Linked DNA regions of Homo sapiens: all the other regions are linked to region 3. Evidence: chromatin loops called from intact Hi-C (ENCODE). Cell type or tissue: endothelial cell of umbilical vein. All regions are shown on one strand. Region 1 overlaps ARHGAP29-AS1 (ARHGAP29 antisense RNA 1). Region 2 overlaps ABCA4 (ATP binding cassette subfamily A member 4). Region 3 overlaps ARHGAP29-AS1 (ARHGAP29 antisense RNA 1).

The links. A loop is a pair of places that touch in the nucleus more often than their neighbours do. Peaks named below come from ENCODE experiments on the same cell type or tissue, not always from the same donor. Only the 100,000 strongest peaks of a DNase experiment are listed, where the experiment ranks them.
Region 1: a loop joins it to region 3, with 5 times the contacts of the local background. A loop is called at or near these places in 7 of 110 quality-filtered maps.
Region 2: a loop joins it to region 3, with 10 times the contacts of the local background. A loop is called at or near these places in 2 of 110 quality-filtered maps.

What each region holds. Positions count from the first base shown.
Region 1 is chr1:94,260,927-94,268,926 of GRCh38, reverse strand. The region is part of intron 2 of ARHGAP29-AS1 (ARHGAP29 antisense RNA 1); the gene reads right to left. It also overlaps a transcript of ARHGAP29 not described here. Among named protein-coding and RNA genes, the nearest start is that of ARHGAP29-AS1, 17 kb to the right of the region's middle. In endothelial cell of umbilical vein, no CTCF peak of the experiment used is centred here; DNase peaks (open chromatin) are centred at 2,846 and 3,696; H3K27ac peaks cover 1,976 bases.
Region 2 is chr1:94,091,481-94,099,480 of GRCh38, reverse strand. ABCA4 (ATP binding cassette subfamily A member 4) reads left to right here. Exons shown (of 50, transcript NM_000350.3): 6 at 490-687. Among named protein-coding and RNA genes, the nearest start is that of ABCA4, 26 kb to the left of the region's middle. RefSeq lists an enhancer at 5,659-6,211. In endothelial cell of umbilical vein, no CTCF peak of the experiment used is centred here; DNase peaks (open chromatin) are centred at 4,040, 4,860, 7,080 and 7,800; H3K27ac peaks cover 4,651 bases.
Region 3 is chr1:94,322,351-94,330,350 of GRCh38, reverse strand. All of the region lies in intron 2 of ARHGAP29-AS1 (ARHGAP29 antisense RNA 1), which reads right to left. Among named protein-coding and RNA genes, the nearest start is that of ARHGAP29-AS1, 78 kb to the right of the region's middle. RefSeq lists an enhancer at 2,521-3,032. In endothelial cell of umbilical vein, CTCF peaks have their summits at 3 and 211; DNase peaks (open chromatin) are centred at 2,920, 4,510, 6,030, 6,840 and 1 weaker place; H3K27ac peaks cover 6,544 bases.

The DNA.
Region 1 (8,000 bases), 61 kb after region 3:
TATATACATACATACAAAAATAGTCACTACTAAAGTTTAGTTAGGCTTAGCAGGAAGACAAATAGAGGTTAATGGCTCAGGGATTTGTCTCTCTCTACATATATCATATATCATATGCACATATATATATATATATCTTCTTGAGCCCAGAAGTTCAAGGTTACAGTGAGCTATGATCAGCCTGGATGACAGAGCAAGACCCAGTTTCTAAAAAGAAGAAGAAGATAATCATTTGATAATTTAAGAACATCTAGCTTAATAAATATGCCAGTATCTTCATTCAACAAACATTCAACCAATACTTATTGTACTTACTGAACTCTTACTGTGTCCCTGGCACTATTCTAGTCACTTGAAAGTATTAATGAAGAGAAACAGAGAGAGACAAAAACCCTTACCCATGTGGAAACATACAATAAACAATAAAAAGTATGCAGTATATTAGACAGTGATAAGTGCTGTAGAAAAAAAATTGAGCAGAATAAAGTGGGTTCAGGGATGCCAATGTGTGTGTGTGCTGGGGGGATGTGGCAGGAGTAGGGGAGGGTGAAAGTTCCTGGGACTGGGGAGTGGTAGGTGTAGGAGAAGGTAGAAGCTTGCAGAATAGGATGATCAGATTAAGCTTTGTTAAGAAGGTAAGATTTGAACAAAAACTTAAAGAAGAGAAGGGACTTAGTAAAGCGGATATCTTTGAAAACAATGTATTGAATATTGTCTATGGGTCTTGCCATGTAATACAAATATTTAAATTAAACTAAGAGTTTCAAGGGCTATATTCAAAATGAATATCTAAATTAAAACAGACACACTAATTTTAAAAATAAATGTATTAAACAGAACTATAATGAAATTTACTAGTTTTTTTGTTTATCAGAAGAAGTTTATGTTTGCCATGTGAAAATAATGAAGAGAGCTACAGAAAGGGGAAAAAAGTAACAGAACAAATATTAGCACCACCAATATGCCAAAAAAATGTAGTTATTTCATCTAGCAGCTTGAGCATCCAAGGTCTCTTATTATATAGTGAAGACTGGGATAGTTCAAAGGAATGCAATAATACAACTATTATTTGGGAGGCACTGGCTATTAGATATGCTCAGTGTTAAGCCTTTTTCCTGGATTATTTTATATAGTGATCTCAAGTAATGCTCATTTGATGAATGAGAAAACTGAGTCTTGGAAAAGTTATGTAATTTACCCATGATCACACAGTTAGCAAGTGGCCAGGTCAGGATACGATTCCAGATTTGTTTGGCACTGGAGCCCACTATTTCATTATTTATGTTATGCTATCTTTCCACAATGTTTTATTATATTCGTGTATAAAATGGAAGATTAAACATAGGTGAATTAAATTTTCACTCACAACTATTATTTGGGAGGCACTGACTATTAGATATGCTCAGTGTTAAGCCTTTTTCCTGGATTATTTCATACAGTGACCTCAAAGAATACTCATTTTATGAATGAGAAAACTGAGTGAGAGAAAGAAAAATGAAAATAGGATTTGACAGTCACATTACACTTTTACCTGATCCCAGTACTTAACATAGGTCACTCAAGGATATTCATGGCCACAATCCATATGCAAGACTTGTGACACTGTAGCCTTTGGAAACCAAAACTATAGACCACATCCTAATTGAGAACACACCAGCAATGACTTTCCAGAATTTGGGATTACTAACACACCTGTTGAGGAGCTAAGATGGCCCCATAAGGTCCCAGTTTTCTACTTTAACAGTCCATAGTACTTTGAGACTCCTTTGTAGAAAGGCAGAAAGAAAATGCTAACGAGGCAACTGTCCTATTTCTAAGCTATGGGAGTAATTTCAACTTGAGATATAGTGTTGCATAAGCCAAAGATGAGCAAAATCCTGAGGAAGGCATGATAGCATAATAGAAAGATCCCTGGATTGAGAGCAGATCTGACTTCTTGTCCTGGCTCTACCATTAACTCATGTGACCTTGGGCAAGTAAGTCACTTCACCTCATTGAGCCTTAGTTTCCTCACATGTAAGATGTCCAAAGTTGTAAAGCTTTAAGAATGTCAATAGGTGTGCCTCCTTTAGGAGATAATGATTGGTTTTCGCAAATAGTTGATTTGTGTATGTGTCTCTGGAACGTGAAGGCAATCAGAAAGTTTGATTCAAGTCACTTAGGATGGAAAACTTCAGTGCTAGAGAGGCTATGAATACTAAGAGATAAGTTACCATGAATTTAATAAGGATGGATTAACAGGTACTCCACCTGAATGGTATTCTTTAGAACCAGAGTTATGGGAATGAGTTGGTTCTCCCAGCCTCTCTCTGTGTTCTACACCCTGAGCCCCACCACAATGCAGGTGAAAAGAAGCAAAGGCCATAGTATGAAGGGGCTCAGTTCATGAAGGGGGAAGGAAAGAAGAGATGGAAGAGGTAAGGAGTTAGCTCTTCAGTTAGCACAGTGAGCACACTATTCAGAAAAAATTAGTCCCTATCAGGAAGAGAGACTCAGAACTCCATTCAAAGCTCCGATAACTCCCCAACATAATTTGGAGGTGAGAGAATATTGATTTGTTGAGAGGAGTTTCTGGACTAGCACGGGCCCCAGGAGTTTCTAGTCTTTTTGTAATCAGGAGGAAACCAAGGAATAAGCATGCCATAGAAGGAGCAGAATGACAGTGACCAGTGTTCATTCAATGCCTGGCTTTTGAGCCTGGCTGACTCACTGCTCTGGACATGCCAGTCCATTTGCCTGTCATTTTCTATTTTCCTGCTAGCATTGCTGTAGAAAGGCCAGCTCTTCCTCTTATTCTAATCGCCTGAACCCTAAGTAGATTTCGGTTTCCTTTAATCAAATGCAGCTTGACCAGAAAGAACACCACCATGTGCCTTGCCCTGCTGGCTCATAAAATAGCCCAGAAACAAAAGCAATGTTTCTTCCCAGTCTCCCTGCATCACATGCTTGTTCTATGCCAAGTCTATAGCAGCTGCTAGAGTGGAGGGGCACCAGACACTCATGGATTTTTGGACTTTGGCTCCCATGAACCAAGAAACATATCCTCACTCTTTTGATTTTGGTGCTCCCCCATTCCCTCTGGTGAAATAGCACCCACAGCCTCTCACCTTGTAGAACCTACTAAGGTGACCAGTCACCCCCACCCTTGAAGCAGGGTGATTCAGACATTCAGCAATAGGTCTAAGGAAAAAGTCACTGGAGTCTGGGGAGCAGAAGCAGTAGAAAGGTGGGAGACCCCCACAACTGTTAGATAAAAGCACCTTGGTAGCTTTTCAAAATTGGTAACATAGAACTGGGTAAGAACACGCTATAGAGGGATGATCAGGGCATTCCAGGCAATAATTGCTGGTGTATTTCTTAGAGTTTCTTCAGTTCTGAGTGGCTGCCCCTATTATCCACTTTCCTTCCCAAGGTATGTCCCTGGAAAGGATTTGCTGGAAAAAGGATGGTCTGAGACTGGACTGCCCATACTCACATATTAGGCCCCACATTCTCAGTAGAAAACTGAAATTGGAGGGGTTAAAATATCCTATCCACATAGCTTCTGGAGCAGGGCCAGAGCCAAGGAGGAAGCAGGCCCATCAGGAATGCGAGGTCATGCCTGCCAGGGCAGCTTATAGATTCAGCTCACAGGGAAGCCAGACCCGGTCAGCAATGCCAAGGCAGAAGGGGAGCCAAACTGGGCACTGAGATATCATATGGTGGGCCAGAGGTCAGAAGCAAGTCAGGATGCTGAAGCCAGAGATGGAGCTTCAACAAAATGAGTCAGGAAGGACCTAACAGAAGTAGGGAAGGGCTGGGATGTCTGGGGAGTGGAATAGAGTTCGTTAAGATGCAGCTGGCAAACTGCCATGGCCCTTCTATGCATAATTAATACACTCCTTTCATATTCTGAAGCAAAGTCTTGAAGTATCAGTTTCTCACTGGGCTTGTAACATACGGGCCAGGGCATGCTGGGAATAGTAAAGCCTTGAGCCAAAGTGAAAGGGAGTCACCAGAGTCAGGGGCAAAGCTAGGGCAGAAGTGGCAACCCAAAGGAGGGGGTGGCAATAAGAGACCAAGATTAAACAAATGCATAGAAAATATAGCCCCATTTCACAAGTGCCAAAGTCAAAGCAACGACTAATACAGGAGATCAGCATAAGGGATCAGTGGCCTTGGCAAAGACCGGGGATGGGGTGAGATGGAGGATTGTGACATGCAAAGCTAAATCATCTGGGGAAGTCTATCTAGTAGAAGGTGGAGAAGAGCAAGAGATGACCAGGTGACTGAGCCCCAGGTAATAAGGCAGGCCGAGATGATGCAGAGAAAGCAAATATCAGCTTGATGGCAGAACATAGGATGGGACTCCCCTGAGTGAACTCAAGAGCCCAAAAGAAGCAAGTGGAAGGCAGCCACAGATGGGCATCCAGGGGCATTAGGGAGAACCACTGCCCAAACACACCAAAGCATCTGTGTCTTAGGTTTCAGCCTGTGAGCCAAAGACCATTTCCAGACCCCTACTGATTAGTAGGGGAGGGCTGTTGATGTTCTTCCCAAATGGAGTCTTCTCAGTCTTGGGACAGAAGGTGCAGGATTTGGATGGTTGAGCACCAACCATGAACAATGGAGATGAGATGAGAATTAACACAGAATCTAATGCAGAAAGACTCAGAGAGGAACCAAAGAACTCCTGAGGCTCAGTGAGAATTGTGCTAAATCATGGAAGAAAGAAATCAAGGGTTGCCATAGTCAGATGGCCATTCTACCGCCATCTCACTACAGCTACTGCCAATATGCTACTGCCAAGATTGTGAATAAGTTTGTTCTTTCTGGAGATCAATTTGGCATTACGTACGAAGAGTTATAAAAATATACCCAGCCTTTGACCCAAAATTTACACTTCTAGGGATCTCAACTAGGGAAATAGGATTGATGCAAGCTCGGTTTTAACAAGGATGCTCACCACTGTGTTACTTATACCCAAAGAACATTGGGAACAATACAAGCACTCAATAGCAGAGAACTTTTAACTGGCTAAAGTAAGGAACTTCTAGAAGATGAACTATTATGTGGCCACGTTAAATCATGCTCTTGAATGGCATGGGAAAATGTTTATATTATAAAAAGCTAAGTGAAAAATGACAGAACAAACCAAAGTACATAGTGGTGTACATGGAATAATTTCAATTTTGTGAAAAATTTACATATATCCACACAGGAGAAAACATTGACTGAAAGGAAAAATACTGAGGTATTAATAGTCACTATCACGGATAGTGATATTATATATTATTTTAGAATTCTAACCAATTTTCTAAAATGAATCTTGTATTATTATAAGCAGAAAATATAAACATATTATGTAAAACCCAAGGGGAAATAGGGAAGGGAATGGAATTCATTACACTGAAGGGCTCTGCCTCCTCATGTGATATTTCATAATTATGCATGAGTACGTGGTCTGCATGATGTCTAACATTGTTAGAGCACTGCATTTTCTGATTGCAGATGAAAACCAGATGCACAAGACCCCAAACCTTTTTTTTTTTAACTTTTAAGTTCAGGAGTACATGTGCAGGTTTGTTATATAGGTAAATTTGTGTCACAGGGGTTTGTTTTACAGATTATTTCGTCACCCAGGTATTACGTCTACTACCTATTTATTTTTCCTGATCTTCTCCCTCCTCTCAACTTCCACCCTCCAATAGGCTCCTGTGTCTGTTGTTTTCCTCTATGTGTCCATGTGTTCTCATCATTTAGCTCCCACTTATAAGTGAGAACATGCAGGATTTGATTTTCTGTTCCTATGTTACTTTGCTAAGGATAATGGCCTTCAGCTCCATCCATGTTCCTGCAAAGGACATGATCTTGTTCTTTTTTATGGCTGCATAATATTCCTTGTATATATGTACCACATTTTCTTTATCCAGATTACCGTTGATGGGCATTTAGGTTGATTCCATGTCTTTGCTATTGTGACTAGTGCTGCACATGAACATATGTGTGCATGTGTCTTTATGGTAGAACGATTTATATTCCTTTGGGTGTATACCCAGTAATGGAATTGCTGGGTTGAATGGTAGTTCTGTTTTTAGATCTTACAGAAATTGTCTTCCACAATGGCTGAACTAATTTACACTCCCACCAACAATGTACAAGTGTTTCTTTTTCTCCGCAACCTTGCCAGCATCTGTCATTTTTTTGACTTTTTAGTAATAGCCATTCTGACTGGTGTGAGATGGTATCTCATTGTGGTTTTGATTTGCATTTCTCTAGTGATCAGTGATGTTAAGCTTTTTTTCATATACTTATCGGCTGCATGTATATCTTTTTCTGAAATGTCTGCTCATGTTCTTTGCCCACTTTTTAAGTGGGTTGTTGGTTTTTTTGCTATAAATTTTCTTAAGTTCCTTATAGATGCTGGATATCAGACCTTTGTCAGATGCATAGCTTGCAAACATTTTCTTCCATTCTGTAGGTTCTGTTTACTCTATTGATAGTTTATTTTGCTGTATAGAAGCTCTTTAGTTTAATTTCCATTTGTCAAGTTTTGCTTTCGTTGCAATAGCTTTTGTCATCTTCGTCATGAAATCTTTTCCCTCTCCTATATCTAGAATGGTATTGCCTACGTTGTCTTCCAGGGTTTTCATAGTTTTGAGTTTTACATTTAAGTCTTTAATCCATCCTTAGTTGATTTTTGTATATGGTATAAGGAAGGGGTCCAGTTTCAATCTTCTGCATATGGCTAGCCAGTTATCCCAGAACCATTTATTTACTAGGGAGTCCTTTCCTCATTGCTTGTTTTTGTCAGCTTGCTTTGTCAAAGATCAGATGGTTGTAGGTGTGTGGCCTTTTTTCTCAGCAATCTGTTTGTTCCATTGGTCTATGTGTCTGTTTTTGTAACAGTTCCATGCTGTTTTGGTTTCTGCAGCCCTGTAGTATAGTTTGAAGTTGGCTAGTGTGATGCCTCCAGCATTCTTCTTTTTGCTTAGGATTGCCTTGCTTATTCAGGCTCATTTTATGGTTCCATACGAAGTTTAAAATAGCTTTTTCTAGTTGTGAAGAACATTATCAGTAGTTTGATAAGAATAGCATTGAATCTATAAATCACTTTAGGCAATATGGCCTTTTTAATGATTTTGATTCTTCTTATCCATGAGCATGAGATGTTTTTCCATTTGTCTGTGTCATCTCTGATTTCTTTGAGCAGTGTTTTGTAGTTCTCCTTGTAGAGAACTTTCACCTCCCTTGTTAGCTGTATTCTTAGGTATTTTATTATTTTTGTGGCAATTGTGAATGGAATTGCGTTCCTGATTTGGTTCTCAGCTTGACTGTTGTTGGCGAATAGAAATGCTAGTAATTTTTGTATGTTGATTTTGTATCCTGAGACAGCTGAAATTATTTATCAGCTTAAGGAGCGTTCAGGTCAAGACTATGGAGTTTTCTAGGCATAGGATCATTTCAAGACTCCAAATCTTAACCTTACTTCTAAACTACAAAATCGTCTTAATTTTGTTGAGATGTAGCTACACTTGACCTGCACGCATAACACAGTAAAGCCAAATGAGACCCAAACTTGTGATAGTAAACACAAATAAGTGTTTATTACTTCATTATGTTCAATTATGGAGATGAAATTACATTAAATGAGATCAGTGTTATAATAACCTATGTGCCTTGATTTATAAAGCATGTCTGAGCTTCTGCAGCAGGTGAACTGGAAAAGGGGAAGCTACAGAGCTGAGGTAAGAAGGTCTGGCCAAGCAATAGTAAGGGACTTTCCAAGTGTTGATGTCTAAGAGGAGAGTGTACATTCAGAATCTCTGGATAGTTTCCAAAAAGTCCAATCTGATGGAATTCGGTAGTGGAGATGGTGGTTTCATGGCCTGGTTTTTTAATGTTTCAAGAACAGAGACACATTTACCTTAGTTAATGGGGGTGCAGAATTAGGAAGGTGGCATTGCAGGGATACACAGGAGGTTGTAAGGAAGTCAGGAAACACTCAACAGCTGCACAGC
Region 2 (8,000 bases), 230 kb after region 3:
TGCTGTCATAAATTACCACAAACTTAGTGGCTTCAAACAACACAGATGCATTATCTTACAGTTCTGGAGGTCACAAGTCTGAAAGTTAGGGCATCAGCAGGACTGCATTCCTTACTGCGGAGTTCTAGAGAAAAATCCATTTTCCTGCCTCCTTCAGCCTCCAGAGACACGCCACATTCTTTGGCTAGTGGTCTGCTTCCATCTCCAAGGCCAGTGGGGGCTTATCAAGTCTTTCTCACATCACATGACTCTGTTTCTTCTGCCTCCCTCTTCTACATTTAAGGGACCCTTGTGATTACACAGGGGCCCACCTAGAAAAGCCAAAATAATCTCCTTATTTTAAAATCAGCTAATCAGTGGCTTTAATCCCATCTGCGATCTTAATTCCTGTCGCCATGTAACACAAGGTATTCCCAGGTTCTGTGGGTTAGGACGTGGGTGTCTTTCCTACCACAGGGCAGTTTCTAGTGTTGCCTCTTCTCCCTGCAGTTCGCTCATGGAGTCCCGGACCTGGCGCTGAAGGACATCGCCTGCAGCGAGGCCCTCCTGGAGCGCTTCATCATCTTCAGCCAGAGACGCGGGGCAAAGACGGTGCGCTATGCCCTGTGCTCCCTCTCCCAGGGCACCCTACAGTGGATAGAAGACACTCTGTATGCCAACGTGGACTTCTTCAAGCTCTTCCGTGTGGTAAGGGAGGGGTTTGGCTGCTCGCCAATTGCAAGGTGATTCCTGGGGTAGCAGAGCCTCACGAATTGACCTTGGGGAGGGCGTGAGCCTGGTGTTCTGGACAATCCTTGCAAAAGCTCCAGGCTCCCAGGGCTCAAAAAATCACAACTGATAGTATTTCTAGAACAGTGGCCCAGGGACCCAGAAGTCACTATGAGGTTCACCATTAGGTATGTGGCTGTGGCATGTTTGTGTCCACTCTAAATGTGGGGATAATCCCCTTTACCTCCTCTAACAGAGTGGTAAAGGAAGGAGGAGGCCTGGTTTGACTCCCTGACCTGCTATTTCCTAGCCAGGTGATCATGGTAAGATATTGAACCTTTTCTGGTCCCAGTACTCATCTATAAAACAAATATAATACTTTACAGAGTGGTAGGAATTATACAAGAAAAGTATACGCAAAACATTTCATAAATTTTAATAAATGATGGCCCCATGCTTCTTCCTCTGGAAATGGTCTCAACCTCAATGGTTGGTGTTTCTAGAGAGAAAAAACGACAGAGAAAGTTTCATAGTCTCAAAAATTTGGAAAGCCCTGATCTAGCTCAACCCTTTGTTCTAGAACTGCATCCCAGACAGACTGCTTGGGACCTGAAAATATCTCCTCCTTTGCTAGAAGGATAAGATGAGAAGGAATTAGATAAAGGAGGTGTAGAGCAGAGGTTTTCACACTGCAAAGTGCATAAAAACCATCAGAGGGCCGGGCGCAGTGGCTCACGCCTGTAATCCCAGCACTTTGGGAGGCCGAGGCGGGCGGATCATGAGGTCAGGAGATAGAGACCATCCTGGCTAACACGGTGAAACCCCGTCTCTACTAAAAAACACACACACACAAAAATTAGCCAGGTGTGGTGGCGGGCGCCTGTAATCCCAGCTACTGAGGAGGCTGAGGCCGGAGAATGGCGTGAACCCGGGAGGCGGAGCTTGCAGTGAGCCGAGATTGCGCCACTGCACTCCAGCCTGGGTGACAGAGCAAGACTCCGTCTCAATAAAAACAAACAAACAAACAAACCAAAAAAACCCATCAGAGAAGTTGGTAAAAGATGCAAGTGCTAAATCCCCACCCCCAATCACTGTGATTCAGAAGAACCAGGCCAGGCCCAGAATCTATCCTGTTACCTTAGGCGATTCTGATGAAGACCATTGTAGGCCACACTTTCAGAAACACTCAAAATTAGAATCCTTCAGAGAAGGTGGCATATATAATATTTCTAGCATGGAATTATGTTTTTTTTCTTTTGCCTACATTTTAATTTCTAGAACTGTGTTGTAGGGAATGTCAGTCACTAAGAACTTGATTGAGGAACTGTGTTTTGTCTGTTTCATGACTGCTCTCTCAAGTCCCAGGAAACTCACTTTCAGCTTGTCTTAAAAAGCAAGCTGAAGGCTTTTAAAAATGAAGCAACATGAAATAAGACACCGCAGTTTCTGGCACGGTCCACGCTTAATCCCCTTCAATGTGTGACTTTCCGTGGAAAGTTACTCTACGATTTTCCCAGCTCGTCAGGGTGGGGCCCCAGAGTGAGTATGAAGGGTCAGAGCCTAGGGATGCCACCATCAGTGAGAGCCCAGGACCCCAGAAAAGGTCTCTTGGCTCACCACACTGTAGGAAAAATAAAAAGCAATGTAGTCCAAATGTCTCTATCCAAAGTTTCAAAAAGAACTTGATTTTAGACACGCTCCTTGACTTGTTTTCAGAATCAGACAGAAGAGTGAGGCAACAAAGGTCCCTTATTCCAGGCAGCTGAATACCAGCACAGCCAGGAGTCCAGTGCTGGTGTTTGCAGAGCCACCAGAGGCTCCCTCTCAGGTGTCCAGGGCCCGCATGCTTTGTAGAATGGGCAGAATGAGCAATGTCTGTGCACCTGGGCTTTGCAGGCAGGGCCTGGGTACCCAGGTTCGTGCAATCCTCTCGTCACCATGAAGGGAGCAGCATCATTCTTCCCTTCTTGAAGCACCTTGGCCACCAGTATAGGTAAATTTACCTCCCAGGACATGACCATTGATTCTGGGATGTCAATGCCAGAGATAGTAGGGTAAATCGGCACCTGGGTAAAACTTTCCATTGGAGACTAGAACCAAAACTCAGGACACTGGCTTCCAAATGTTTCTTTATCAGACAAGAAAGACCAAGTCTTTCCTTACGTCTTCACATGCTGCCTTGGCAAATGCTAGCATTCACAAACCCTGGGCTACCTTGACCTGTCACCCTTGCAGACCTCAGACGGGTCCTGGGGGCTTGCTTTCTCGGTTTCTGTATGCAGGCACTCAAACCTGCATCAGGCACCTGTGAAGGGCCGGGCACTGTGCTGAGGCCAAGGCTCCAAATGTGAACCTTCCACCCTCACTGAACTCACAGCCAGACCAGAGACAAGCAAACAGGACATTTCACAGCAGTGCAGCCTAGAAAGGGCCAACACCAGCAGCATTTGTCCCCCCGAGCGGTAGCTTTTAGAAGCTTCCCCAGTGATTCAATGTGTCCTACAAATGCCTGGCCCCCACTCCCAGAGATTCTGAGTCAGCTGGCCTAGGGTGCAGCCTTGACTTCACTGTGTTAAAAAGCTTCCCAGATAAGTCCAATGTCCGGCCAAGATTGAGAATCACTGACCTAGAGTTTAATTTACCACCTCAGTCTCTATAGACCACGCATAATAATAGTACCCCACACACCTCTGAGGGTCCAAAGAACTTTCATTTGATCACCCATGAGACCACCGTGGTGTGGAGATGCTTTCTCTCTCCTGTTCTCTTAACAAAGCTGGTGAGCGACAGAGCCTGCAGTGGACCGGGAGATGGCCCAGAGGAGAAAGCTCTGCCGTAGTCGGCCTCAGTTAACCACGGAGCACCACCCCTACCTGCTCTCCTCTCACTCCTGCTTCCGTCTCGGTGGAGAAAGATCCAACCGAAGCAGGACACATCTAGTCTTCTGGTGCCTTTAAAATGTACTTTTCCATTTGACAAATGGATTACACTAAAAACAAAAATTTACAAAAAAAAAAAAAAAACCTGAAAGAAATTGCAGGCATTAAAATGGGACTTTGCCTTTATTGCTCCTGGGCCCATCCTATTTGGGTTTTTAGAAAAACAAGCCTGAGGCAGGCCCAGAAAGGCTCAGGGCAGACCCTCCGATCCTCTGAAAGGAGCATCAGGCAGGCAGGGGTTGCTCCGGGGCCAGGGAAGGGGCCCCGCTGGGACGCGGCTGTTATTGCAGCTGGTTGGCGCGCAGCCATGCTTAGCTGCAGTGCGGGAATGCTGGGCCTTCTGTTCTGGGCTGTTTCTCATACGCACGTAGGCCAGTGTATAAATAAGGTTTTATTAAATGCCAAATGAGTTCTCATTAACAAAGAAAGAGGGAAAATCTCAGTAAACCACCGTGACGGCATCTACCCACTTTGAGTCAGGAGCTGGGGGTGTGAGTGCAACCTCCGAGACAAGGGAACCTGTGGAGCCCAGAGAATCGGAGGGGGGCGCTGGGGTTAGCACCGACTGAGACCAGCTGTGTTTTCTCTCGGTTCCTTGGAGATCAGAAGTGAGTGTTGTCATCTTCAAACAATCCAAAGGCAGTACCCATGGCCTTACTACATCCCTCCCACACCATCCCACCCATCCCCGCGCGTACACTCACACGCTCATTTGCACACTATCGCACACGCTCACTTGCGTGCGCACACACAGATTGGTGACCTAGGTGGACTGGGAGAGAAATAAGAGCCAAATGACTGGATTTTCTCCAAGGAAATTTATTAATAGCCCCTCTTGGTTTCACCTGAAGGAGCTTGTCTTCACCTGCGGCCTTTGCAGGCTTAACGCCCCCAGCTTGAAACCCAGAAGCTCAGACTTGGGCCCAAGGTATTATTAGTGCCAACACTACCTGAAATGTTTCGCACCTCATAAAAATGGTGTGTCAGTTTCGGGTGAGAGGTTGGGACGCTTCCCATCTGATTTGGCCCAAGGCATGCATGCCCCTCCTTCTCCTTCCCCTCCTCCTCCCCCTCTTCCCCCTACCATCCTTCCTGTTTTCTCTCCAACTCTGGTGCACAGCTTTGAAATCTTGCTGAGAAGCAAATCTGTCCCTTCTGCTTTGAATGTTTATTTGTGGAAGTTCGGCAGGGGAACCGAGGCGGGTGCCAAGACCTGCCATGCTGCTGGGAAGTCTGAGTCTCCCTCCCTTCCCCCTCCTAAATGCTTGTTGATAGAGAAAAGTCAGCCTCCTCGGCATTTGGGCTCACGGTTTTCCTTTGAAAATGCTTCCAGTGTGGCATGATTCAGCTTTCTTTTCTGTCCCCCAACCACTGCTCTGTTGTCATTTTTACTTTTCTGATTGCATTTTATCCGTGTCTCTTTGACTACGGGGTGGCTGGACGTTGAGTTCCAGGAAGAAAAGGGCCCAATCTTGGGGTTCTGACTACATGCGCCCATCAATGTCCTGTTTCATTCTTGGCTCTGGCTCCCTGAATTCCTGAGTCACTGGGGAGAAGCGTGGGTGGACCGCCCCCTACCCAGTGAGAGTTGCCACAGTTGCTGCTCTCCTGGGTCATTGGTTGCAGATTGTTAAACTTCACCTATGCATTTCAACTTTCGGGTGGATATTGCTACGTCAAGTGTCTGGGAAAGCCCCCACAGCTACAGGATTTTACAGTGAGGTCCCACTAATGACTTGATGTCATGACTTCCTCATTCTTTCCAATTTCTCCCACTTCTCCATAAGGGTTTTGGGAAGGGGAGAAGAGAAAGGAGTGATTCCTGAGTGCCAGTACCAGGGAACAGCAGGGCTGTTGGGAGGAAACAAAACTAAATCAGGAAGGTTTTTGTTGTTGTTTTTGGGGGGTTTTATGAAAATATTCAAGCCACAGCAAATATATTTGATTTATAGCATTAGTATTTTTTCTGCCTGCATCTACAAAAATCTTTACCTATTACCATCAAAATATCCTCTGGGTGAATGGATTTCAACAAAGAAGAAATAAAAATGAAATAGAAGAGAGGCCCCTTCGTGCACATTGAGCCTACTGGCTGGATTGTCACTTGCCTGCCTTGATGTCTTTTCAGCTCCAGGCAGGCAGTAGGCCAGGGCTTATTTTCATGACAGATCAGATGTTCTTTTATGGATTTACAAAGAAAGAAATACTGAGAAGTCAAAACTGAAGTCACTTAAGACAAGAGCAGGCCCCTGGGAAGGCTGCCATTGAGGATAATGAGTCCTGGGGTCCTGGCCTTTGTTCAGTAAATACGCACTAGGCGCCTACAATGTGTGCACCAATGTGTGAGGCGTCAGGTTCTCTCCAGGGTCAGTTGGTTTTAAGAAAGGTTTTGGCTTCTGATATGTTTTATCTCTACAGAACAGTAGCTCTTAACCTTTCTTATGGGTTAGGATTACCTTCGAGAATCTGACTACAGCTCTAGACCTGTTCCCTAAAGAAAACTAAGTTCACAGGGACACACAGGATGGGGCTCATGGAGCAGCTGAAGCCAGACCCCAGGTTAATAGCCTTTACATTAAAATGTTTTTCTACCTACCACTAATATGCATTCTTTAGTAAGCGGTCTCAATATACACCGATTCTTCCTTAACTCTGTTTATGAAGTATTCAGCATCCTCCCTGCCCCCTTCAGCATCCTCCCTGCCCCTGAGCACAGGATCCAATGGCGTGAGGACCACAGGCCTGGGCAGCTGCTGGGGCATACAGGCATCTCTTAGTGGCTGAGAGACTGGGCCCTGGCTCTATGTTGGCTCCTAACTTGCTGCCATTTAAAGGAAATCTTAGCCTCCCATCCGTAAAATCGAGAAAATAAGACTTGTCCTACACAGCTCATGAAATAGTAATGAAATTCACATTAGAGAAGAGATGGAAAAACACTTTGAACAAAAAGCATTTTGCTCTTATAAAAGCACAGCCTCTTTTGAGAGGCCCTTTGCTCCCCATTTCTCCTTCTTCAGACCCCCCCAGACTAGGAGAAGGTCTGTCTCATGGAGTGACCTTTTGGCTGCCTCTAGATTCCAAGCTCAGTTTTGCTTTCATTAACCACAGATACTGGGACGGACAGAAAAAGACCTAGTTTCTGTTGAGCCAAAGAGTCTCATAACTTGTCTGTTCACATACCCAAGAGCCCACCCTCTAGTTGAGACACTCAGTTCCCTCTCATTCTGGGAGACTGCATGTCTCTGTGACCTCCTGGTAGAGACCGTTTGACATGTCCCCCAACCCCCCAGTGATTGAGTCTGAATTCTCCACTGATGACGCATTTCCTAGCACTCAGGGTGTCCCCTCCTGGTTGCCCCCTCACCACTGAAGCCCGCTTCCTCCCTTTTCATTTGATGCTTAACAACTGTCAGTTTGCAAGAAACATGCTTCAAATCCACATTCTCCCAGTTGCCTAGCAACAACTTCCCTCCCGGATAAATGTGGGTTTCCTGTAGCTCAGCCCAGGACTGAACACAGCAGCACACACTTCTGTCCACTGCTTCAACTGCTTTTCACCTCTGGTCTGCATGCCTTCAAGACTGCAGCTCATCCCTCCCTTCAGAACCTTCCATAGCCTGCAGAGGCCATGTCTGCCCCAAAAAGACACATTGAACCTGAGGCTACTTATTTACCCTTGTGTTAGGTATATCCTCAACTTAGAAATTAATACTGTTTCCAGATTGTCTTCTTTGAATCACAGAAAGTAAAACAACAAAACATTCAATGCTTAAGACATTTCATGTGCGGTTGGGTGACATCTGTTTGATGAACACATTTGATCCAAAGCATCAGAAATACTATGCCAACAAGACTTTTTAGGAGGTGATAAACATGTCTGTTCTACCTTAAGAAAAAAATATTACACAGTCCCAAGGGAGAGACATGGTTTTGATCCCAGACAACCCAAGCAGAGACCTCTTAGGGCCGGAATCATCTTGGCTGCTGCCTAGGACCTTATATCAATTTCTTAAGCACAGGATCAAGGCCTAAAGGCCCCTTAGACTGACCTCAGTTAGTAGAGGCAGATCCCTTCACAGCCTTATCTTCCTTAGAGGTCTAGTCTGACCTTGAACTTCGGCTGGCAGTGCTGTCAGTTGTGATGTGTGACATGGAAGAGTTATTTGTTACTTGGAAAATTAAGAGAACTTATTTGGCATAGGAAATTGTGTGTGTGTGTGTGTGTGTGTGTGTGTGTGTGTGTGTGTGTGTGTGAGATGATGTTTGCCATTTTGATCTGTGACTTTTTTTTCCAGAAATAGTTTCTCAGTTCCATTCCAACTAAACTTACAGTCTCTTCCGGTTCTTTGACAG
Region 3 (8,000 bases):
AATGCACAGAGCCAGAGAAGACTTGAGCAGGGCTGGAGGCTGACAGGAAGGAGTTACTGCAGCTGGGAGAGAGGAATGGGCTTACTGATGGAGCACCAACCTGCTGGAGGTCAACCGTCAACTGCTGAATCCATAACAGTCGGGTTCTCTGTTGCCAGAGAGGTTTTAGCTTTGGAAAGAAATGGGGCACTGTGTTCTCAGAAACAGCAGAGGGGGCTAAGAAGAAAGAGTGTGTTTTGAGGGGAGAACAGGGAAATCGAGAGTGAAACTGTCCTTCCCACCATCTCTTAGAGTGAGAGAGCCAGGTAGGGCTGTTGTCCTTAGACAGTGTAAAAGTTTTGAAAAGGCAGCAGAAAGTCAAAAGAGATGACCCCAAGGAAATGAGGAAGGCGAGTGTTATCATCTGTGGACTGACTACAATTCACTCACAGCAATAGCTAATATTGGAGTTCTTATTTTTTCTAGGTGCTTGAACACAGAACATCTCACTTAACTCTTAGCACAATCCTTAAGGTAAGTATATTAAAATTCCAATTTTGAGATGAAGAGACCAAAGCACACAGAGGTCAGGGTGGGGGTGGGGGTGGGGGAGAGATTATACCACTATGGAGCTAGGCTTCAAACCAGGTTGTCTCACTCCAAAGCCCATGCTCAAATCTGTCTCCTACTATAGGCTACCTAATCTTTCCCATCACTTCTTACGAATATTATGCTCTGTCAGCCCTGTTCATGATTCCTCAGCCCTATTTCCCACTCCTGGCTGTGGGCCTTCTCAGAGGCTCTTCTTGTATCAGAAATATCCTGCCTGCCCAGCAAACCATTCATTCCAAAACCTCTTCAAGGATTTCTTCATAGGTACTATTTCTGTGATGACTTATTTGTTTAAATGAATCTGAGATTGAGATGCTCTTGCTCACGCATACAATGCATTGCAATTGTACAATGCATGTGTGACAGATGCCACTAGCTTTCCGGTCATTGGATGCCTACGCTTATGGATACTTTTGTATCTATGCTGATGTCAGCACCTCCAGGGGGAGAGGACTGTTTAATCTCTTCCAATTCCTCCTTATCAATCTGTATTCTATGATGTTAGTTAACAAATGCCATTTGCAGAATATCATGATGTTGCTAATAGATGTCCATTTATTCATCTTCTCTATAAACTGTAGTATAGTGGCCAAAATTCAAAAGCCTGAAAACTTCTATAAGGATTTTATTCCGGAGGTCACTTTCCCTAAAATTTGATTGTTTTGTCTGCTGAACTCATATATTTCTAGGTATTTGGTAATTCCACCTTGGTTGCTTTATCTATACTTTAAATATTTCAATTGCTCCCGAGTTGCAAGGCTAGCATTTTTCTGCTTCCTCCGTAGTCCATTTTTTTTTGAAAGGTACTAGATTTACTTGGCTCTGATTTCCCCAGGTATCTTTATGATTCCTAGGAGCCATCCAAATGCTGCATGAAGGCAGTATTAATCTCTGCAGCTTTTTCTTCCCACTCAGGAGTTGTCTTTTCTTGAGTTACTTAATTTATTGGAAGCGAATTCCTCATTGTTCTTAATTTATCACTCTCTGATACTGTTTCCATTTCTGGTACATTTATTGGCCTCATGAAGGCAAGACCAAAAAATTAAAGTAAAATAAATTAAAATAAACCCAAGTTTAATGTTTCAATTTCCTGGATGCTCCTCCTTACCCACAATCCCTTTAAGATATTTAAAGAATCTTGTATCATTGAGGTGTCTTCTAAGGCTGTCCTTCCATCACTGTCTACTTTACATTTTTTTTTCAGTTCACTTTTAAAGCCTCTTAGTATTGTTTCAAATGCCCCCACCCTTTTCTTCTTTTTAAGCGTGCTGGTTTTATAAACCGGGAACCTTCTGTTTTCCCATGGTGACATTTAATCATTATCTTCTGTGTGATGCTTCTTCATTTATTAGTCTGAGCAGTTAATTCATTTCCTGGACACAGGATTTATAAGAATGTTTAATTTGCCTTATTACCCACTTTGTTTGCTCAATCAACCCTTTGTTATAGTATCATGTTTTTCTACTCCTACTTAGCATCTTCATTCCACTTCATTCTACATAATCAACTCTCCCCCTTCTTTTGAATGACTTAGCTACTGTGGTCTATCTTTTTTGCCTTTCTCTCCATGATTTTAGCATCTTGGTTGATTAAAGAAGAGCTTCCTCTTAGCTTTCTGCCTGCTGATTTTTAGGATTGAAGTAAAAGACAATTTAATTTTGGGCTCATAGCATATCTTCTCTCGTGCCCATAATCATGTGTGACAAACTCATTGACTTAAAATAAGCAAATTATTATTTTCATAAAACAATCATACTTTTTTTCTATCATTTCCTACTAGTTATAGGACATTTCATCCCCTTAGGTCATCCTGATAGTCATCAAAATCAGTTTGAAACACTTTTACATGTTTTCCTTTAAAATATTTCATTTTCATGAACACTTTCTTCTTGGTCTGAAAACATCTGCATTTGCTGATACTTGTGTTTTACATGTTCCTTCTTATGTTTCTGATGGAAATATTTTGCTAATCTATATAAGCTTAAACTTCTGTCTTTTTTGGAGGGGCGGGGGTAACTTTTTCTAAACTAATGATGCAGTCATTCTTATCTGGAATTCATCATATTCGTGGCACAATCTCAAAGAACTTCATGGATAAAGATAGCTGCCTTGGAGCTAGACACTCCGAGGCATGAAGGGGTTAAATCATGATCGCAGCGACGGCGACCTAACAAGAAGGCGGTGATGGAACCCAGAGAAGCCAGCATTCTTAAGTCACTTCTCCCGTCCCTCTCGCCCCGCCCCCGCCAGTTCATCTCTTTTGTTGCTGGCTAGTTTCCTCTGATTGTAATTCATTCTGTATTCCTTCCTGCCCCTCTGTCTTGGCTAATTGTTCTTTCCCACACTACGGGGTTTTAATTTCCTCAAGTTATCGCCTTATCACTGGAGTTTACACTTCCTCAGCTCTTTGGGCCTGTCTCCCGCTCACCACTGAGTTTTGGTGACCCTTGCCCGACCGCTCAATTTCCACTGTACCTTAGTTTGCAGATCGCTGAAGTGGGACTGTTATTTCTCCCACTTCTCCCAAGGCAGCTGCATCAGAGTCCAGTCATTTTAGGACAGTTTTGCCAGTTAAGAACTATGTCTGAACTCTGTGGTGATTTTCATGGACATTCCAATGAGTTCCACTAGCAAAGCTGGAAGCTCCAACGATATGCCATCATTCTCTTCCCCAGATCACTACATTCCCCCAAACAGCCGTTTGGCTCTGTTTATCCTTATTTTTAACTTTGAAAGGAAATCTAGCAATAAAAATTCTATTTTGCTCTGAGTGGTACATTCACTGACAAGCAATTTTCTCCATGCTTTAAAAGTTGGAGTGACATTTTGAGCAAACTCACTATCTCAGAAAATGTCTTCACGACATGGTGCTGACCTAGGAATCCCATCAAATGCACAGACTCATCAATTTTCTTTACATTAGGTTCAGAGGAGAATCTTAATTTTCTAAAATTTCTTAATTTCCACGCCTTCTAAAAATCTCTTGTCATTATCGCATTGTGAGGGGAGGGAATTCGATATTAAATACAGACCACTTTGCATTAATTCCAGGGTGTCAAGAGTTAAAGGGAACGCACAAACCCAGTGTTGCTATTTTGTTTTATTTTGCTCTTACAGGATGGATCCTTCCTTTTCCTCTCAGTGCCTGGGGCTGGGGAATGAAGTGTCCTCTGCCTGAGGAGGTGGAGTGGAGGCCTTCGTTTTAAGACCAGGGTTCTGATTACACCTGACAGGGCCGAAACTTGATGCCCGCAGAGCTTACTGATATCTTATCTTCTTCCACTAGCCAGGATTACAGCAGGAATGTAACAGAAGTTGTCACTGATTCAGTTTGTATATGCTTAGTATGTAAACAAAAAAGCAAAAACAAAAACAAAATTCTTTTTTGTCCTCCTTGAAATTAGCTCCAGAGAGAGTTCTTTCCATCTTTTTAAAAATATTGGTCAACATAAAGAGTTTTGTTCTCAAGGCTAAATCTTAATGCTCCTGCAGAGAGTCTCATAGTTCAAGAATAATCATATTTAATAAAAAGTCTGCCTCAGAAAAAGATTCACAGAACCTGAGCCATGGCACTGATTTTGTGGTATTTGGATTCGTGTCTATAAAAATATTTGTACACCAGATGGTGGATTGTTCGACGCATTCATCCCAAACCAAAAGATTTTTTTTTTAAACTCACACACACCAAACACTGTGGGGGTGGGGGGGATCATTAATTTTTTTCCCAGTCATGCTGCATGAGTAATGGTAAAAGCAACAGCTAAAACAATAAGATTATTGTGTTGAATTCTTAATGCATTGTCAGGTATAAAGACTTCAAGTAGTGCTGAAAATATTTTCTCCCTCTGAACAACACATACCATATGTACAACTCACTTTGACAGTTTACCAAGTGTACATATTTTCTAAAACAAAATCATCCTGCTGATGGAGGAAGCTATATGGGGTGACCTACTCAAGATTGGATTGGGAAGCATCCAAATTAAACATGAAGCCAACAGCCTAGGGCCCCAGTGATTCATCCAACATGACTTTTTCTCGGCAGGTTGATTTCATTTTTAACAGTCAATTCTCAACTAACTACTCTAATGGGTGGGGAGGTATACATGATAAAACCAAAACAGGATAACAGAAAACTAACTGTGCAGTGTCTAATGTTGGTGGGAGGGTTGTTATCTATGTCCCACACCATGGCCACTCCATGGATCTTGGCTGTTCATTTATTGTCATGTTACAGCAACTGTGGACTATTTCCTGAAGGAAATCTGGCCCCTACCCATGGGTACACTGTGGTCTGCCTCTTTGAGGACGTAGGTCTATACAAGTACATGGCCTGGTTAGGAACCTTCACTTTCACAAGTGGATGCCAAGTTCTTAGGTGTACATCCGCATCTAATCAGAAGTATAGAGTTTCAGCTGTTGGGTACCTGCCAGACAATTTATCCTTGACTTCTCTGCTCCTTAATTCTTATGGAAGTTTGATTGGAGAAAACAACATTTAGGGAGAGATGCAGGCCATCCAACTTTCTTTCTTTCTTTCTTTCTTTCTTTCTTTCTTTCTTTCTTTCTTTCTTTTTCTTTCTTTCTTTCTTTTCTTTCTTTTTTTCTTTCTTCCTTCCTTCCCTTTCCTTTCCTTTTTCTTTTATTTCTTTTATTTTTTTTCAAGATGGAGGCTCACTCTGTCTCCCAGGCTCGAGTGCAGTGGTGGTGATCACAGCTCACTGCAGCCTTGACCTCTTGGGTTCAAGCAATCCTCCTGCCTCAGTCTCCTGGGTAGTTGGGACCACAGGCATGAGCCACCATGCCCAGCTAATTTTTACACTTTTTAAAGAGAAAGGGTCTCCCTATGTTGCCCAGGCTGGTTTTAAATTCCCGAGTTCAAGCAAGCCTCCCACCTCGGCCTCCTGAAGTGCTGGCATTACAAATGGAAGCCACAACACTTGGCCTTCTTTTAGATATTTTAGATATTTTAAACTTTATCTGTGCATCAAGTCAGATACTTAAAAAACTTCATTTGTGAACTGCATCATGTCATTCCCTCAGAGAACTGAATTTTAAAGGACCTCACTTTGTCATTAGGCCCTAGGTTAAAGGCTCCTGGAGTGATACCATAAGAAACAGCTATTGGAAACTCATCTGCTTTAAGTGTCATTCATGACATCAGTGTCCCTTTTGAGGACATATGGGAGAAACGTCTTTCAGGTCTTAAGGCTCCTGAGACCGTGGTATGTATGTTATAAAACACTGTGAATCCTATAACTTGTCTGTTTTCTTCATTGCTCAGAGCCAAATGTGTGATCCCCCTCCAGAAAAGACTTGAGTCTTTACAGTTGGAATTTCCGTGTCGTGAGTGGTGAGTGGTTTTATTTCTTGTTTCACTTTACTGCCTTGCTTGTATTTTTCTCTTTGCTCTAATTAATTTCTTTTGTTTCAATCATATTGCATGATTTTTATGTTACCTAAAATGCATGTCAAATGAGGTGGTGATTTGAAATCGTTAAATCATCCTTATGGCATTTCCTGAGCAAATAGCAATAAAAATATACCTTTGGAGTGTAAGGGAGGAAAAATTTCTCACTCATTGCTGGGTTCATGGCTGAGGCATCTATAACAAAAGACAGATTAAAAAAAGAAAAGCATATAAATGTATTTAATATGTAAGTTTTATATGGCATAGCTTCGGAAATGAAGATCCAAAGAGACAGAGAAACCTGTGGGTTTTTATGCTAAGTTTGATGAATAAGTGGATGATTGTGGAGATGATTAGACAAAACTGTATGATCTAATGCTAATAAACTAGGGGGAACTTAGCAAGGCTTGTTTGTTCAGATTCTTCTCTGTGTCTCTGTGTCTTCAAAGACAGGGACGTTCCTTCCCCCTGGCTACAGGGTGGGCACCTCTGGAAAGAAGGTTTTATGACCTGCTTCTAAGAGAAAGGCAAGGGGAAGGTGAGAGTAACCTTCCTGCCTCTGGGGTTTTCTGAAGTGCCAAGGTGCCATATTTTGGGGTAGTGTGTCCTGAACCCTACAAGGGGATACTCCCAAAAGTATAAATAATTCGGGGAAAAAGTTAGGATGTTTTAATTATCCCAGATAATTGGGAATTTGATATACAGTGACATCTTAACGAACAAACTCTCAGGACAAATCTAGTTTTAATTAATTTGACTGAGTTGCAGAATAAATTGAAGGACATGCTGATCTCAGACAGGAAGGCACCGTCACTGGTGGGAAATGTTCCTTGAAAAGGGCTCGTCTGGGCCAAGGACTGAAACCAAGGCCTGCTTCATTGGAAAAAGTGAAGGAAGGAGGGAATTCATTCCCCGTAACACAATTTAATGCTTCACTCCCCCTTTAACAAATCTTGTTTATAGTATTATTATGCTTAAATTTAAGTAAGCCATAACATAATCATTCTATCCATCCTTGATAATGGAGCTTATTTATGAAGATAAAGTCTACCAAATACCTTCAACAATGTGCCCAGCACTGGGGATAAATCAATGAGTCAGAATCCCTGTCCTCAACACCCGCTTTGAGCCCTTTTCTTTGTTCATTCATTCAAACAGTATTTATTAAGTATCTGAAGGGAGGGCTATGACTGTGGCAGGGCATCTAAGTTATAATGGATGAGGGGCAGCAAAAAAAAGCCCACCAGAGGAGGTGGCATTTAGATTGAGGTCGGAAGGATGAGGAGTTGGTCAAGAGACAGGGAAGGAAAATACAGTCCTGAGGATGAAACAATGTGTGTGAAGCCTGGAGGTGGGGAGGAGACTGCAGGGGCTGCTGGAGATCCGTGTGGGAGGGCCACAGGGTGAGAGGGTGCTGGGTGAGGTCATGATATGGAAGGCATTTCCTCTTCTCCCAAATGGTCTCATGGCCACACCTTTCACCTCCTCCAAGCCTTTGCTCCACCCACGTTCTCAACGAGGCCTCCTCTGTCCCTCCCGTCCCAATTGCAACACCCCCTTGCTCCAATTAGTTTCCATTGCATCTATCACCTTCTAACACAGAAATAATATGTTATTTATTCATTATCTTTCTTGTTTGTCTCCCCCACCTCACTCCTACCTCCCTCTAAGCTTCGGTGAGGCAGAAAGTTTTGTCTGCTTTGTTTACTGACATATCCCCAACATCTAGAACAGGGCCTGGCATTCCGGCTCTGTTCTTCAGGGCCAGGTCTTCAATCAATAGCCGTTGAATGGAATTGAATTGAAAGTTGATGAATGTTTTAAGCAAGGATGTGGCCTTATCTTATTTAAATTTTTTGAAGGTAACTCGAGATCCTGAGCAAAAACAATGCTTTAAATCCAAAAGACACTTTTCTGAATTGCTCTGTATCAACTCTGGAATCTAAAACCAAGGCTTGGCTAGCCAGATGTTAAGCTTCTTCCTAACCTTTCTTTCCAA